Linked DNA regions of Mus musculus: region 2 is linked to region 1. Evidence: chromatin loops called from intact Hi-C (ENCODE). Cell type or tissue: left cerebral cortex. All regions are shown on one strand.

Region 1 (8,000 bases):
CCACTAAGATGAGCAATCTAGGTGGAAAACCAGGAACCAGTTGCCCAGAACAACCCAAGCTGAGGTTTCAGGTGTTAGACAATTGCTTACTACGTGCCTATTCCTTCCACAGATAAAGCAACTACTATATGAGGTGGCCACCCTCACCCACACGCCCCTCAGAAGAACCGGTAAGGGTGTTAGTGAGGGAACTTGGGCTCGAGCAGAGATCAGCTGACCGTCTTTGTCACTGGCAACAGATAATAAGCAGAATAAGCTTTTATCTGTGTCAAAAGATAGAAGTTTGGGTTTGCTGTGAAGGGCCACCACGACCAAGGCGACCCTCACAAGGCAAACATTTAATTGGGGCTGGCTTACAGTTTCAGAGGTTCAGTCCATTATCATCATGGTGGGAAGCATGGCAGGATGCAGGCAGACATGGTGCAGGAGGAACCAAGAGTTTTCTATATCTTGATCCAAAGGCAACCAGGAGGACGGTCTCTTCCGCACTGGGCAGAGTCTGAGAATAGGGACCTCACAGCCCACCTGCACAGTGGCATACTCCCTCCAACAAAACCACACCCCATGGGCCAAGCATATTCAAACCACCACAAGAAATGAGCTCATGTGAGGAGACCTTTCCTTCCCAGTGGTAATGAGGCTTCAGAGTGTTCAGCCTTTCAGTACAGAAAAGCAGCCATCCTGTTGTCCTGTGGTGGTTGTAAGGTCTGTATGAGGACCATAGTTTGGATCCCCAACACCTTCATAAAAGTAGGGCACTGTACTATAGTGGATAGAGACAAGAGCATCCTGGCTAGTCTTGCTGAACCAGTGAGCTCCTGAGTCACCGAGACCCTGCCTCAGAAAAAGTTGAGAGTGATGAAGGAAGACAGTGGACACAACCACTGTGTCCCTGACAGCCCACACCTTCCCCCCACAAGCTCACTCATACATAATACACACACACACACACACACACACAGAGGCATGTGCACATGCATACACAGAATTCTTGAAATCCTTAGTGAATAATTCTGACATGTTTTAATCAGGAAGAAGAACTAATCTTTATCGGTGGAGCACACAGCAGGAGGACTGCTTGGGAGACAGTACAGAAGGGTGTAACCTGACCACAGACCCCTTGATGTTCTCTGGCATGAACCTAAGTTGCTCCCATGGTTAAAGGGCACCTCAGACAGTTGGGGTTTGGTGACTGCAGAACAATTCCCTCGGTGTTTAAGGCGTAGGAAACGTTTGCATTTTGCCCTGAGAAGTGTTCTCTCCGTGATTGCATCCATGTGTGCTTCAGAACGTCCGTCTTCTGCTTCTTATTCATTTACACTTTACACATCAAAAGACCGTTTTGTAAGAGCTACTCGGTGCACAAGGAGTCTCATGAGTTTTCCTTCTAAATGAGCCAGCAACTTTCCAAGAATCAGGAAGCTGCGAGTTGCCAAGAATAAATAAATCAACTCCAGAAGGTTCAAGTTTGGTTTTAAAACTCCGTAAGATTTTAAGTAGGTTCTATATCTGGCTTAACTCCATGTCCTTATCGCAGACATCAAACACAGGATGGAATATTACTCCTGCCACGAAGCTTTCTTTGCAAGCGTTGAATTTAATAATCCTTTTTTTATAATGATTAATTCGAAAGACTGAACAAAAAGTCCTTCCACCGTCGCAGAAGCAGAAGTGAATGTATGGCAGGCTGCTTTTACCTCAAAGTCACGTGGTCTTGGCTCACTCGGTTAGAGAACATGCTATACAGATAAATCTTTGTCTGCCTCGGTTTCCTCCTCAAGAAAATGGAGAGACAGCCCCAGAAGGGGCTAAAACTCCTTGATTAAAAAGAAAAAAAAATCCCAAAGACTGTAGAAGCCAGGGACTTGAGGATTGAGTATTGCTGATCAAGACTTTTTAGTTTGCTGTGGTCATGTTCAACAGTGAAGGAGTTGTAAAAAGTGAAAGTGGGTTAGTGACAGACACATCAAAGAGGCACTCCGGGCTGTTGAGATGGCTCCGTGGGTAAAGTGTCGAGATGGCTCCGTGGGTAAAGTGCTTGCCACCAAGCTTAGCAACCTGAGTGAGACCTCAAGACTCACACAGCGCAAAGAGGGAACCAACTCCCATACACTGTCCTCTGACCTCAACACACATGCCACGGCACGTTTTTACACACACATGTACCCATGTGCACACAGACACTCTACACAAACAAGTGCAATATAAAAATAAATAAAAATTTTGAAAGGAAAGAAAATACATATGGCTGAGAAAAATCAAGGACGATGTTCTGAAGTTGCCGATCTTTTATCCAGATGCCTTTCCCAGGTCAGAGCCCCATCTCCCCAGTGCTGAGGGACTTGGCTGCTGGCAGTCCAGTCCTGTCCTCTTTCTAGACACTTGCCCTTGGCTGATGGAAGCTTCAGGTGTAGGACATTGTAAGTTCACACTGTAGATGCAGGCATTGTGTCAATGGCTGCCAGGAAGACGGTCCACCAGCCCAGTCCTCTTGTCTCTCAGCTGCATGAGCTCAGTGATACACTATGTTTAGGGCTTCATGAAGGATCAGGTGGTAGCTAGAATTCTCCTCATACCCTCTCTAAGAGTTCTGCTTCTTTCTACAGAGCACTCCCTGACGCATTACTTGCTCAAGAACCCCACCCACCCACGTCTCTGGTTTCTTTTTTAAGTGAGGGAGAAGAGAAATGAATTGTGGGAGTAACGTTGGTGCTCTAAGCAGCATTCCAGCTGGGCTCATGTGTTCCACGTGTCCTGGGTGGCCTGAACTATGAATTGATGGATCCTGCAGGAGTACAGGAAACAGAGACACCAGGGATATGGAGCTCTACTGCCTGGGCAGAAGTTTCTTTCTTCCACTGATTTAGCACTGATCCAAGGACCATTAATTACTGTGACAGTGCTGGGCTGGACAGCAACCTTGCTTACCCCTTTCGATTTGTGCCCTAACCTAATGGAGTTGGATCTGGCAGATGCTGAGGCTCCAGGAGCAGGCTGAGAAGGGGAGGGGACAGGGCAGGGGCTGAGCAGCTTATTTTCTTCCCAGGAGGCAGGGGAATCCAGGGTTTGAAGGGAGAAACACCCATGTTCAGCCGCCACCACAGAAGACAGTCTGAAAGGAGACAGTATGGATCCCAAACCCTGCTAGACTTGCCTGCTTTTAAAATGGGGGAGACACTGGGGGAAGCATCCAGATGGAAAAGAGCTAATTTAAATAATCATGCTCTTTTTATGGTTTTTGGTGGTTGTTCTTTCCCCATGAAATGATACCAAAGGAAAATTTCAACCTGGAGCACGAGTCACAGGTTTGGGACTCCATATGGGGAACTGAAACGAAGTCCCGTGGGACTCTGGGCCAGGATCTAGTTTCCTCCTACTTGAAGCTGCAGGTCTCCTGTGAGTTCACTCAAACACTTTTCTAGATGGACTTCCTTTCCTAGGGTCTCCGGTTGGTGTATATGACCAGAGGGGACTCCCTCAGGGGAAGGCGACAGATCTGTCCTCAAGGGGAATGTAGGCGAGGCTAAGTGAAGAGAGGACATTCTGAAAGCGCCCGTCCGGGAAGATAAGAATCCAGGCTAAGCTAGTTCAGGAGAGAATCCCACATGCCTGCAAGTTGGGATTCTCAAGGGAGACAGAAAGTGAAGACGAGACAGCAGCTGGTGGTAGGCATCAGCAGATGGCCGGCCTCGCTGCTGGAGACCAACAGTGATCCCAGACAAAGATGCCATCCTGGAGAGAGGAGGCGGCTGCGCTGGCTCTTCTGTAGGAGGCCTGGGCCAAGCTAGGAAGAGCTACCTCCTGCCTTCTGCCAGGAAGTGGGGTAACGGAAGGAGGAGTAGTGGCTTTCAACGGCTTTCATCCGTCTGTTAGGTTTTTAAATTTTTAGTGCTGAGGATTGAACTCAGAGCCTTGCACATGCTTAGGAAAGTACTCAGCCACCGAGCTACATCCCCGGCCTCAGCTTTCATCATTAAGACAGCCAGGAAGCTAAGAGACAGATCAGAGAGCGGTAGAGTTGTAACCACAGTCTGTCGGTCTGTCCGTGTCTGGAGTGCTCGCTGTATCAGGACCTCTCAGGTTGTCTTATAGGAGTACAAAGAAAGGAAGGGAATGGCTAGACACCACCCCCCTACGCCTCCACCCCCTCCACTCCCCACCCTCACCCTTCCACCCCCCATCCCCACCCCTCCACTCCCCACTCCTACCCCTCCACTCTCCACCCCCAACCTGAGGCGAGCACCCTGACGGGGTGTGTCAAATGGACTAAATTAAAGCATCTTAGATCACAACTTCTTTCAAACTGTAGAGTTCCATCCTTGGGATGCAAGATACTGCTCCGACTTAATGACATTACAGAATTTTTACGCAGCACGTCTTCTATTTGCGATTTCTCTTAGTATCCGAGGTGTAGAAAATCACCCCTTTAAGGGGTCTATTATTTAATATAAATTTGATTAATACCTCTTAAGTTACTATCATTTGAAAATATAACTCGCTAAAACCGTTGAGATTAATTTAAGTGCATGGAGGGAGGTGAGGACCTCATTTTAAAAATAACCTGCAGCTCTCTGGTTGGTTTAAAAAAAAAAAAGGAAAAACAACCGTTTTAAGCATTACAGCAGTAATTAGGACAACAGAGGAGCAGTTGACAGAAGAGAAAACCAGCAGGTTTTCACACCAGCCATGGCTGCTTTTTAAAGTACATCTCTTTTTATTCTTTTGTTGTCTATAATTTCTCATGATTGTGATCATATGATACATACAAAATTATATGGGCTGATTTTTAAAATTGCATCTATTTTGGTAATAAGTGCAATATATTCTGATTAGAGAAAGTTTGGAAAATACATGTGTGTTTTTAAATTTAAAGCAAAAAACCAACTTCAGTTTTGCATATCTCCTTGTAGGAATAATGCTCTATAATTTTGTAACTATATTTCTTGTAAAAATAATGGAGGACAAAGCACGTGCTGAGCTGTAAGCATTGTGAGTTATAACAGACCCTAGGTGAAAGCAATGTAAAGATATGGGGGTTGGGGGATCTGTGAAATGGCTCAGTGGGTAGAGATGCTTGCCACCAAGCCTGAAACAAAGCTTGATCCTGGGGACCCACGTGGTAGAAAGTGAGACTTGATTACCTTCATGTGTTCACAAGTGATATGCCTGTGCCTAAACACATACAGTAAGTAAATAAGTAAAGAGTGATGTGGAGATGGGCAATGGTGGCACGTGCCCTAAACACAAGCCCTCGGGAGGCAGAGGCAGACAGATCTCTAAGTTCAAGGACAGCCTGGTTTGCTGGGCAAATTCTAGTACAGCCAGGGCCAACCCTGTCTTAAAAAACAAAAAAAGTGAAAACAAAACAAAAATAAAAGAAAGGGGAAAAAATAAAACCTCATGCCTTAACGTGACCCATCTCTGTAGAACCTGTGGTCTATCTATCTTCCCCAGATACCATGTTCAGCGGATGGTGAATTGTCCATTGTGATTTTTCGATGACATTGGTGATATAGTTTTAAGTAGATAAACTACTTGGTGTTTTGTCATGCTGTAGACTGAGCGGAGGGTGTCTCTGAGGAAGTGCTCCGATGTACTCTCAGCCTAGTACTGGTTTACAATTAAGACAGGGGGACCAGAGATGCAGCTCAGCCATACAGTGCTTGCCTAGCAAGAGAAGACCTGAGTGTAGTTGCCAGTACCACAGGATCCATAAGTTGTTAGATCTTAATATAAAAACGGGGTGTTGAAATATGCTCACTTTCTTATTTATTTATTTATTTATTTATTTACTTGAGACAGGGTTTCTTATTTATTTATTTATTTATTTGAGACAGGGTTTCTCTGTGTTGCCCTGGTTGTTCTGGAACTTGTTCTGTACACCAGGCTGGCCTCAAACTCAGAGATCTGCCTGCCTCTGCCTCCTGAGTGTTGGGATTAAAGGCATGGTTTGCTCAAATTCTCAAGCATTTTTTTCTGTCAATAAATTTAAAGCTTTAAAAGTAAAAAAAAGTAAGAGATTCTGATTATGTACAGATTTATTTATTATGTATGTGTTGTAGGTGTGTGTGTGCATGTGTGTATGGTCACCTATGCATGTATCTGTATTGGGGCAGGTATGTGCACATGAGTGCAGATGCCTGTGGAGTCCAGCAGAAGGTGCTAGATCCCCTGGAGCTAGAGTCATTGGTGGTTGTAAACCACCCACCTTGGGTACTGGTAACTGCAAGAACAATGCATGTGCGAAAGCACTGAGACATCTCTCTAGTCCTTCACCTTGTTTTTTGAGACAGGCTCTCTCACTGAACCTGGGACTTGATAGTTCAGCTGGACTGGCTGGCCAGTGAGCCTGGGTTCTTCTTGTCTTCCCCTCCCAGTAATGCTTTGGTTACTATGCTGTCCCCTATGGCCTTTACATGGGTGCTGAGGATCCATACCCAAGTCCTCACAGCTCACCCACTTTACCAAGTCCATCTCTCCAGCCCCAGATTTGTTTATCGTTAACATGTCAACCCCATTTTCTTAATCAAATTCTTTTTCCTCTTTCTCTCCCTTTCTCTTTCTGTCTCTCTATGTCTGTCTTTCTCATACACTCATAGAGAAAGAGAGAACACATGATTTTCTTATTGTGTGTATGGATGTTTGTGTATACAGATGCATACATCTATGAGTGTGTGTGCAGAGGCCACAGGAGGGCATGGAGTGTCTTCATTTACCAATCTCTGATTTATTCCTTCAGGCAGGGTCTCTCTCTGAAACCAGAGCACACATTTCTCACCTAGGTTGGAGGGCACTAAGTCCTAGCAATCCTTCTGTCTCCACTCCCCAAAGCACCGGGGGTTACAGGTGTGATGAGACTGTGTCCAGATTGTTATATGGGATCTGAACTTATGTTCCCATGGTTGTGCAGAAGCAAACACCCTTAGCCATTGAGTCATCTCTCCAGTCCCTGAGTGTGACATTTTTATGACCCATTTCATGGTAAGATATAGACACATATTTCTCCTATACCCCTAAAAATTATTTGAGTATTTATTTAAATATGTGTTTGTTTATCTGTGAGATATGGGAGATGTGTGCACCATACTGTACACATCGAGTCAGAAGAAAACCTATGGGAATTGATTCTTTCCCTCTGCTCTATGGTTCCCGGCGATCAAACTCAGGTTATCAGGCTTGGCGGCAAGTATTTTACCCACTGAGCCATCTCATCTGTCCACACTTGGCTCCTTGGCGCGATTCCCAGGGGTCAAACTCAGATCCTCAAGCTTTCGAGACAAGCGCGTTATGGACTGAGTCGTCTCCCCAGGTCCCTAACCACTTCTTTAGGTCTCTTCTGATCCAAATCCCGGAGAATGTACTGTGCTAGACTCTGGGTCTTTAGAGCCCTGTACCCTTTCATCTAATGAGTGTCCTGTTCCTTGATTCTGAGGAGCCATGTCACTTTGCTCAGCTCCGCTGCTGGAAGGGGAGAGATAAGCCCGTGGGCAGTAATGCTTTCTGAACAAGGTATCAACAGCACAAAGGATGTGCTTTCTGGGGGCAACAGCCACACAGCAGGCAACACATGCAGCCAGAAAATGGTAAAGCCAGCTTTCGGTTGGGGTAGTGTCTTGAAGAGAACTGCAGGAACCCACCCAGGGTAGCCCTTTGGAGTTCAGCTTCACCTCAGGTACAGACTGCCCCTGGATACAGGCAGTTCAACAGAATTAAGCAAACTAAAATCAAAGACAGCTTAATCACCATTTGCCATTATTATTTAAACTTAAAAATAATTTTTGTTTTGCTGGGGAGAATAGTTTTAGCTACAGAAAACTCAAGCAGAAAGTAGAAATTACTCTCAAATATCCATTCCCCCTCCACCTCACCCCAATTTACACTACTATTAATAACTTGTATTAGCGTAGTACATTTGCTCCGGTTAGTGATCCATTATTATTAATTAACACCATGACTTATGATAGTATTCACTCTCTGTATTGTACATTCTGTGGGTTTTG
Region 2 (8,000 bases), 79 kb before region 1:
CATTAAAGCCTTGCCAATCAGATAGTGAGAAAAGGTACCTGGTAATTTCAGCACGCTCTTCTACAATTATCTCGAGCAGCTGAAACGCTCTCTTTGGTGAGAAAGAAACTGCCTCGGTGAGAGCTCTCTGCAGAAGAGCTCTCGTGCTGTGGCTGGAGGACCCTGGGCTGCCAGAGATGCTCTGGGTTCTCAGATCCCAGAGGTAGGCTCTCTTGGTGTATGCATTTCCTTTGTTTCTCATCACCCACCGTGGGGCCATGTGCTGCCCCAGCTTGTCTGTGTCTTTGTGCTAGTATGTTCATGTGTTCATGTCTCTCTTCTGTAAGAAACTGGCCCACTCACGAGAGCGTAGACTATGCAGTGATCTCTCTGTATTGGAGGAAGGCCGATAACTGGACTTCCTGTAATCAAGAGCGCAGCTTAGGAGAAGATGGAGTAGAGTCCTGCTCATTCTTCACACGCACTCTGCACCTCCCAGGAATCGGCTCCCTTTTCTGCCTGCTCTATTTGTTCCTGGAGTGAAAGCAGCCACCCTGGCCCAACTCTGCTTTTCTTTCAGTTCAAATGGTCATTGCTGCCTAAGGTGTAGCTCAAATTCCCAAGAAATCAACCACTCAGTATGTCTGTATGGGAAGAGGAAACAGACACCAGAGGGCCCATTGTGAGGGGCTGATACAATGATCACAAGCATCCGCTCCGTCTCACATGCCATTCTTGGTAAAGTGTCTGGTTGGATGTTCAAATCATCGTCCAGTATATACAGAGAAAAAGCAGGGACTCTGGAGGGAGGCGGATCTGGGTTTTAGTTGCAGTTGGACCACTTGATGTGTATTAGGGCCTTGATTTCTCCTGGTCTGATGATTTCATCTGTAGTCAAACAGTATCCACCTCACGGACCAGTATGAGGGCCAAATGACCCAATATATGATGGACTTCCAACATGAGTGCTCAGCCAACATGTTCTATCTCTTACAAGTGGCATTTTGATGGTCACACTTTCCCAAGTCACAATTTCACAGAGCATTACAATTTCAGAAGCAGAGAGAATCCGTTCCCCAGCTGTGCCCATTCGATGGTGGCCCCAGGCCTGGGCAGGAATGTGGGAATGGCAAGGTCTGTCCCGACCTGCCCTCTTGTGACACTAAATTGCCGTATGCTGGTAAACTTCAGCCACACCCGTGTGAGCGGCCTCATTCAGCATGTTGGCTCATGCTTCAGACCTTTGCTTTGTCATAGATTGTCCTCTCTACAGTGTTCTCACTGAAAATACGTCCCTAGGGGTGCTGTGGAGACTCAGTCAGTGATGTACCTTCCGTGCAAACATGGGGGCCCAAGTTCAGAATCCTGGCACCCACGCAAAAAGCCAGGCACAATGGTGTGTACTCGTAATCCTAGCAATGAAGATCAGAGACAGGAGGATGCCTAGCAAAGTCTGTGAGCTCCAGGTTCAGCAAGAGACTCAGACGTGATGGTGAACTCAAACAGCTGGAAGGAAGCAGGCACCAAGGATGTTTAGATAAAGTTCAGATGTGAGCTAGTTTGCACACAGGATGTAGGTTCACTGGGGTGGGAAGTGCTTAAGGAGATAGGAGGAGAGTTGTGTGCTGGTAAGATTCTCCTCCCTTCTTTCAAAAATTATTCTTAGTAATTTAATATATGAACACAATTTATTTAGATCATATCCACCCCAGGTTTCCCGACGCCAACTCCTCTCAGACCTGCCTCCCATGTGCCCCTCCCTACTTCATGTCTTCCTCTCCTCCTCCTCAATGCTGGAGTGCTGGCTGACTTCATCTTGTGCAGTCTTGCATCAGCAACCATGGATGCTGTAAGTTCACGAGTGCAATGGCTGTCAGGTCCAGAAGACATTATAAACCGGCAATCATCCTTGACCTCTGACTCTTAACAATCTTTCCTCCTCTTCTTCCTTGACTGTCCCTGAGCCTTGGAGGGGAAGGGTGTGAGATTCGGTTTCTTGATTTAGGTCCTAGCCTACTGAATGTGCCTACCTCATAAGAATTCACCTATCAGCAAATCTTCATCTCTCATATGTATGCTATGATTCATTAACATTTCGGCAATACAAACTGGACTTCATATAATATTTTTTGTATGTCTCTATATATACATAATTATGTTAGTGTGAGCATGTGTGCATGCATGTGTGTGTGTGTGTAGGCTTGAGGCTATCTTTCTTGGTTGCTCTCTATTTGCTTGTGCCTGAGCACAGAGCTCATCATTTTAGCTAGGTTGGCAGGCCGATGACCTCTGGGTATCTGTCCAACTCTGCTGGGATTACAAACAGTTGCCACCACACCCAGTTTTTATTGCCTGGGTGCTGCACAGCAAGCTTTTTACTGACTGAGCCATCTCTGCAGCCCCATGGACTTCATATAATCGGAAGCACAGAAGACTTTCTCAAGCCAAGTTTGGAAACCCAGATCTAAAAGATAGATATTTTTGCCTTTAAGTATGCATTTTTAATACATTTTGTGGCAAGATGTTGTAAGCAAAGTCAAAAGACAAACAGATTTAGAAAATAGATTTGCAATGCAGATGATAGACAAAGGTTAATCACTACAATATGCAAAGAGCTCTTATAAATTGATAATAATAAAAAAAGACAAAAATCCAAAAGCGAGAACAGGCAATGAATAAGTTGTTCAGAAGGGGAAAAAAATCAAACTGTATGGAAAGATGCTCACATTCATTAGAATGCAGGGGAATGCAAATTAAAGTAATAAAAGATACTCATTTGCACCCTTCTGGCTGACAAAATTAAAAGAGCTCTACAGCGATTGCATGTTGTGGGGAAAACCCCCCTGCTCTCAATCATTGCTGGTGGAGATGTAAATTATTATAGCATTTTTGGAATTCAATCCGGAAAAATCCATCAATATTAAAAATACATATGCCTTTTGACCTAGCAATTCCACTCCTGGGAATCTAGGCCTGGAAAATGAAAGCAGCTAAGGGCCCGTGGGTGGGGGTGTCTATCCCAACACTGTTTGTTGATGTGTTCGTGGTGTGTGCCTGTGCCTCTGCATGTGCACACACAGTGGAAACAAAGCAAATGCCAGGAGCAGAGAAGCAGTAAGAAGAGCTGCTCTCCTTTAGAGCTCAAAGCAAGAGGCCCAAGGTTTCTTAGCACACAAAGTCCTTCTCCTGGGGCGGAAGTGGACAGTGGGTAGCAACCTGCCCTCCTTGATTTAGCCAAGACATTGACACCAGCGTAGGCATGGCGGGGAGATTTTCTAGTATGGAACCCCTCTCAATAACACTCAGGTCCTGTCACTTCAGGATCAAAGAAAGAAGAACAACAAAAGAAGGTTACAAAGGTGGCTCTTGGGAACATCTATTATCCCACCTAGTCTGGCTTTCCCAGGCCAAGCTAGGCAAGCATCTCCATGATGAGACATAGAATCAACAGCAAAGAATGATTTCTAAAACCCACACCCCTCTTCTGCTAGGAAGGTAGCCCCAACAGGACTCTTACGGGAAAAGACAACCTAGCATATGTGGAAATGTTTGAAACTATAACCAAGCCACTAAACTACATTAAAATGTTCTATTCTACACCAAAAAAAAAAAAACATATTCGTAGGACAAAAAGCAGATCTTGTCGAGGTTTGGTCTGCTGTTATGTATTGCAATACTAAATTCTAGCATGAAGGTATAGGCCTAGGAGTGACTTCTTTTGTTTACAAGCTTCTGTTGGGCAGTCCTTTCTTTCTTTCTTTCTTTCTTTCTTTCTTTCTTTCTTTCTTTCTTTCTTTCATTTATTTAATTAATTAATTTATTTATTTTTGGTGGTTTATCGAGACAGGGTTTCTCTGTATAGCCCTGGCTGTCCTGGAACTCACTTTATAGACCAGGCTGGCCTCAAACTCAGAAATCCGCCTGCCTCTGCCTCCCGAGTGCTGGGATTAAAGGCATGCACCACCACGCCTGGCTAGTCCTTGTTTCTTAGTGTAATACTATTGGTTAGATAAAACTGACTACAGCCAATTACTGGAGGGATTAGAGGTAGGTGGGTTTGGGGTGACCTGGTTGGAGGAGAGAGACAAGGGAGAAGAAAGGAGAGGAGAGGAGGAAGCCAGGGGGAGATGGACGATGAGCACACAGTCAGGAGAAACAGCAAGTACCTGGGGTACAGCACTGGGGAGGCAGCCAGGCCTGCAGTTAGAAGACTAGATTAGGGATTTACCCCTAGTAATTGTCAAAGCCAAATAAAATATAGTCTGAGCCTCATTTATTTGTAAGCTAGTCAGGGATAAACTTCAATTGCTTGTACTACAAGATCCTTTATTTCTTTTTTATTTCCATGGCTCTAGGGATTGAGCCAGGTCCTTATGCGTGCTAAGCATACACTCTTCCACTGAGTTGACTGTTCCACATAGCCCAAGACTGGGCTGAGGATGGTGCTGGCCTGCAGTCTTCTTACCTTAGTCTCCTAAGTGCTCGGATTATAGGCACATGCCACCATGAGACATGTGTAGTTATGGTTGGAATATAGTTCTCTGATAGAGTGCTTACCCAGAATACCCTTGGCTCAATTAACACCACCACCACCACCACCACCACCACCATCACCATACACACACACACACACACACACACACACACACACACACTTTGTAACATATTTTCATGGAATTTAACTTTGTTGCTTTCCTTATTGCAAAATTACTAATTATGTTGTTACAATCAAGATTTTTGCACAACTTATATTCTCTTGGCAGTGATATGAAATTGGTCCATCCTTTTTGAGTCACTGTAATTTTAAGATAATTTTAAAAATTATTTTTGATCTAGAGAATGCTTTAGTAATACGAGGAATTGCCATCAAAATTGTAAAACAATCTTTAAATTTGGAAATTGAATTGTAAATTCTGCTTAACTTAGTCGGATATTTTAGTGACGTTGCTGAGAGGATATAGTCACCGAGGTCTGGAAAGATGTCTCGGGAGCTGGGAGTGCTCCTTGCTCGGCCAGAAGGCCCAAACTCAGTTTCCAGTATCACTTTGGAACACTCACAGCTGCTGTAACTCTAACCCCAGGGAGTCTGACGCCCTCTTTTGGCCTCCATAGCGCATGCACATAGACACATACAAATAACATTTTTTAAAAGAAATCATCACCAATTCAGAAAACACTGCACATTATTTTAATTTCAATGGAGAAATGTCTACCTTTTAAATGACAATTACATATTGGATAATATGAGGAATCTTGTAGTAACAGAGAGAGCTGACCTCATATGAAATAAATCCAAAGGTCGATGGATGTAGGAGGTGGTTCTGAGGTTTTGACCGGGAATTTGCGTGTGAATGCTGAAGGTCCTGACCCCAATTGGTTCTTGATCGATTAATAAACACTTTAGTGGCCAATGGCTGGACGAAAGAGGCAGGACTTCTAGGTTCCCATAGGAAGGCTAAGAGACACAGGAGGACGAAAGAGGATTTGCCATGCTTTGGAGGGAGAGAGAGCCACTAGTCACGTGAGATTTCTGATAGTGTCGCCATTGGCCGCTTCCCCGACTGGGCCTGGGGTAGCAGATGGGAGATTAGAAACGCAACTAAACTGAGGGCAGATTTAAAGGTGTTGAGCTAGGGCTAAAGGTAACTGAGCAGCTAAGCCGATGGAAGAATTAGAGGTGTTGAGCTGGGAGTGAAGGTAAGGATACGTTAGCCGCAGGAGGCTTAGAATTATCTGGCCATTGAGCTAAGAAACATATTAAAAATAATCTCGTGTGTGTGTGTGTGTGTGTGTGTGTGTGTATTTCATCTCCGGATCCAAGGAAAGCAGGCGGTGGTAGTGCAGTCCGCCCGGAGCTTAGCTACCCACTACAGACAGACGGAAGCGATACTGTGGCTGAAAGTTCTTGGCCACCATAAGTAGCTGCCAATACCACGCTAATGTGTGAGCCCCTCCTGCAGTGGAGCAGAAAGACCAATATGAGATGGTCAGGAGGCCCTACTGGGAAATGGGGTTGCACTACGGAAGAAACCACCGCAGTCTCACTATCTGTGCAACAGGATTTGACAAGTTAATTAATTTGTCTTTTTCTTACCTAAGTGCCTCTGCCACTCAAACCCTTCCTGAAATCTGAAGTGGCTTCTGCCTCTGGTGTTGGCAGAGAGGCAACCCAGGAACCTGTGTGACATCCAGACACATCTGCATTGGCTTCTGCTTCGGGAGACACAGGGCCAAAGGTTGGAGAGCTCTGTTACCCTGGGGCCTGAACAATGTTGCCACGGGGGTTGATGTTCTGGCTGTTGTCTGTTGAGATGCTGGTGCTGAGCGCGCAGAGTCCTTGTGTTTGTGACATGTTGAGATTTCGACAGACAGGCTTCTTGAACTTTGCGTTCTGCAACATCTGATCTTTAATTTCCCACTCTAATAAAGCCATTCTTCTGTAAAAGTTGAAAAAGAAATAAATCGCTAGAAAAGCAAAAATAAAAAAAATAAATCTATACAAGTATCAGTATTTTTATTTCTCTCTCAAATTTCCTCCATACCTGATTGAATAGTCATGTAACAAGAACTTAGAGGCTGATTTTGCTGAGAGAGAGAGAGAGAGAGAGAGAGAGAGAGAGAGAGAGAGAGAGAGAGAGAGAATAAGGGTCTGGAGGGATGGCTCAGTAGTTAAGAGTGCTGGTCGCTCGAGGAGTGGTGGTACATGCCTTTAATCCCAGCACTTGGGAGGCAGAGGCAGGCAGATTTCTGAGTTCGAGGCCACCCTGGTCTACAGAGTGAGTTCTAGGACAGCCAGGGCTATACAGAGAAACCCTGTCTCGAAAGACCAACCAACCAAACAAACAAACAAAAAGAGTGCTGTTGTTCTTCCAAGGGACCTAGGTTCAATTCCCAGCACCCACATGGCAGCTCTTGTCTGTAACTCAAGTTTTAGGGGACCCAACAGATATACATAGAAGCAAAATACCAATTAACATAAAATAAAAATAAACTATACATTTAAATCCCAGATGGTGGGTTCACATGCTGTTAATCTTAACACTTGGAGGTAGAGGCAGGCAGATCTCTGAGTTCAAGGCCTGGTCTAGAGAGTGAGTTCCAGGACAGCCAGGACAGCCATGGCTACACAGAGAAACTTAGTCTTAGAGGTGGGGGGAACCAACAAAACAAAACAAAACAAAACAAAACAAAACAAAACAAAACAAAACAAAACAAAAAGACAGGATTGCCTAGTGGTTAAGAGCTAGTACTGCTCTTGCAGGGGACTCAAGTCTGATTTTCAGAACCCATATGGCTGCCTGTAACCCCAGTTCCAGATCAGATGCCCCCTTCTGGCCTCTGTAAGCATCTGCACTCTCATGCCCATACATCTTCCCATATACATAATCAAAAGTGATCTTTTCATAAAAGAATTTCATGTAAAGCTAGTAATCCTTGCTTTTCATGGCTGAAGGCAGCAAGCTTTGAGGAGCAGAGATCTGCAGGCAGAACACCCCATGAGGGGGCTGCACCGACGCAGGGGACTGGACTACCCTTCACACTTTAAAACACCTTGGGCTGGGGGTATAGCTCAGTCAGTGGAGTGGTTGCAAGCATGGATCTGAGTTTGATCCCATTGTAATCCCAGAGCTGAGAAGTTGGAGGCAGACTTCTCAGTGGGGTTTCCTGGGCTTCATTGGCCAATCAGCTCAGCTCAGGTAATGAGAGCCTGTATTTCAAAAATCAAGGACCACAGTGCCTGAGGAACAACGGCTAAGGTTTTCTTCTTGCCTCCAGAGGTACAAAACCAACACGTACCTGAACACACACATAACACACACCACACACACACACACACATCACACATTATTACACACCATAACCATACACATACATCACACATACACACCATACCACACCACACATACACACACACATCACACACCCCTACACATATACACACACCATAGCCATACACATACTTCACACATACACAACACAACACACACACACATACCACACACAAACAGCACACCACAATA

Evidence for each region. Peaks named below come from ENCODE experiments on the same cell type or tissue, not always from the same donor. Only the 100,000 strongest peaks of a DNase experiment are listed, where the experiment ranks them.
Region 2: it touches region 1 in a loop (2.1-fold over the local background); 3 of 42 quality-filtered maps call a loop at or near these places.

The regions. Positions count from the first base shown.
Region 1 is chr9:59,193,405-59,201,404 of GRCm38, reverse strand. The region is part of intron 3 of Gm33053 (a long non-coding RNA gene); the gene reads left to right. Among named protein-coding and RNA genes, the nearest start is that of Gm33053, 38 kb to the left of the region's middle. In left cerebral cortex, no CTCF peak of the experiment used is centred here; DNase peaks (open chromatin) are centred at 1,701, 2,675, 3,385, 3,684 and 1 more place; H3K27ac peaks cover 1,375 bases.
Region 2 is chr9:59,272,687-59,280,686 of GRCm38, reverse strand. No RefSeq gene overlaps it. Among named protein-coding and RNA genes, the nearest start is that of Adpgk, 15 kb to the left of the region's middle. In left cerebral cortex, a CTCF peak has its summit at 7,282 (motif pointing left); no DNase peak of the experiment used is centred here.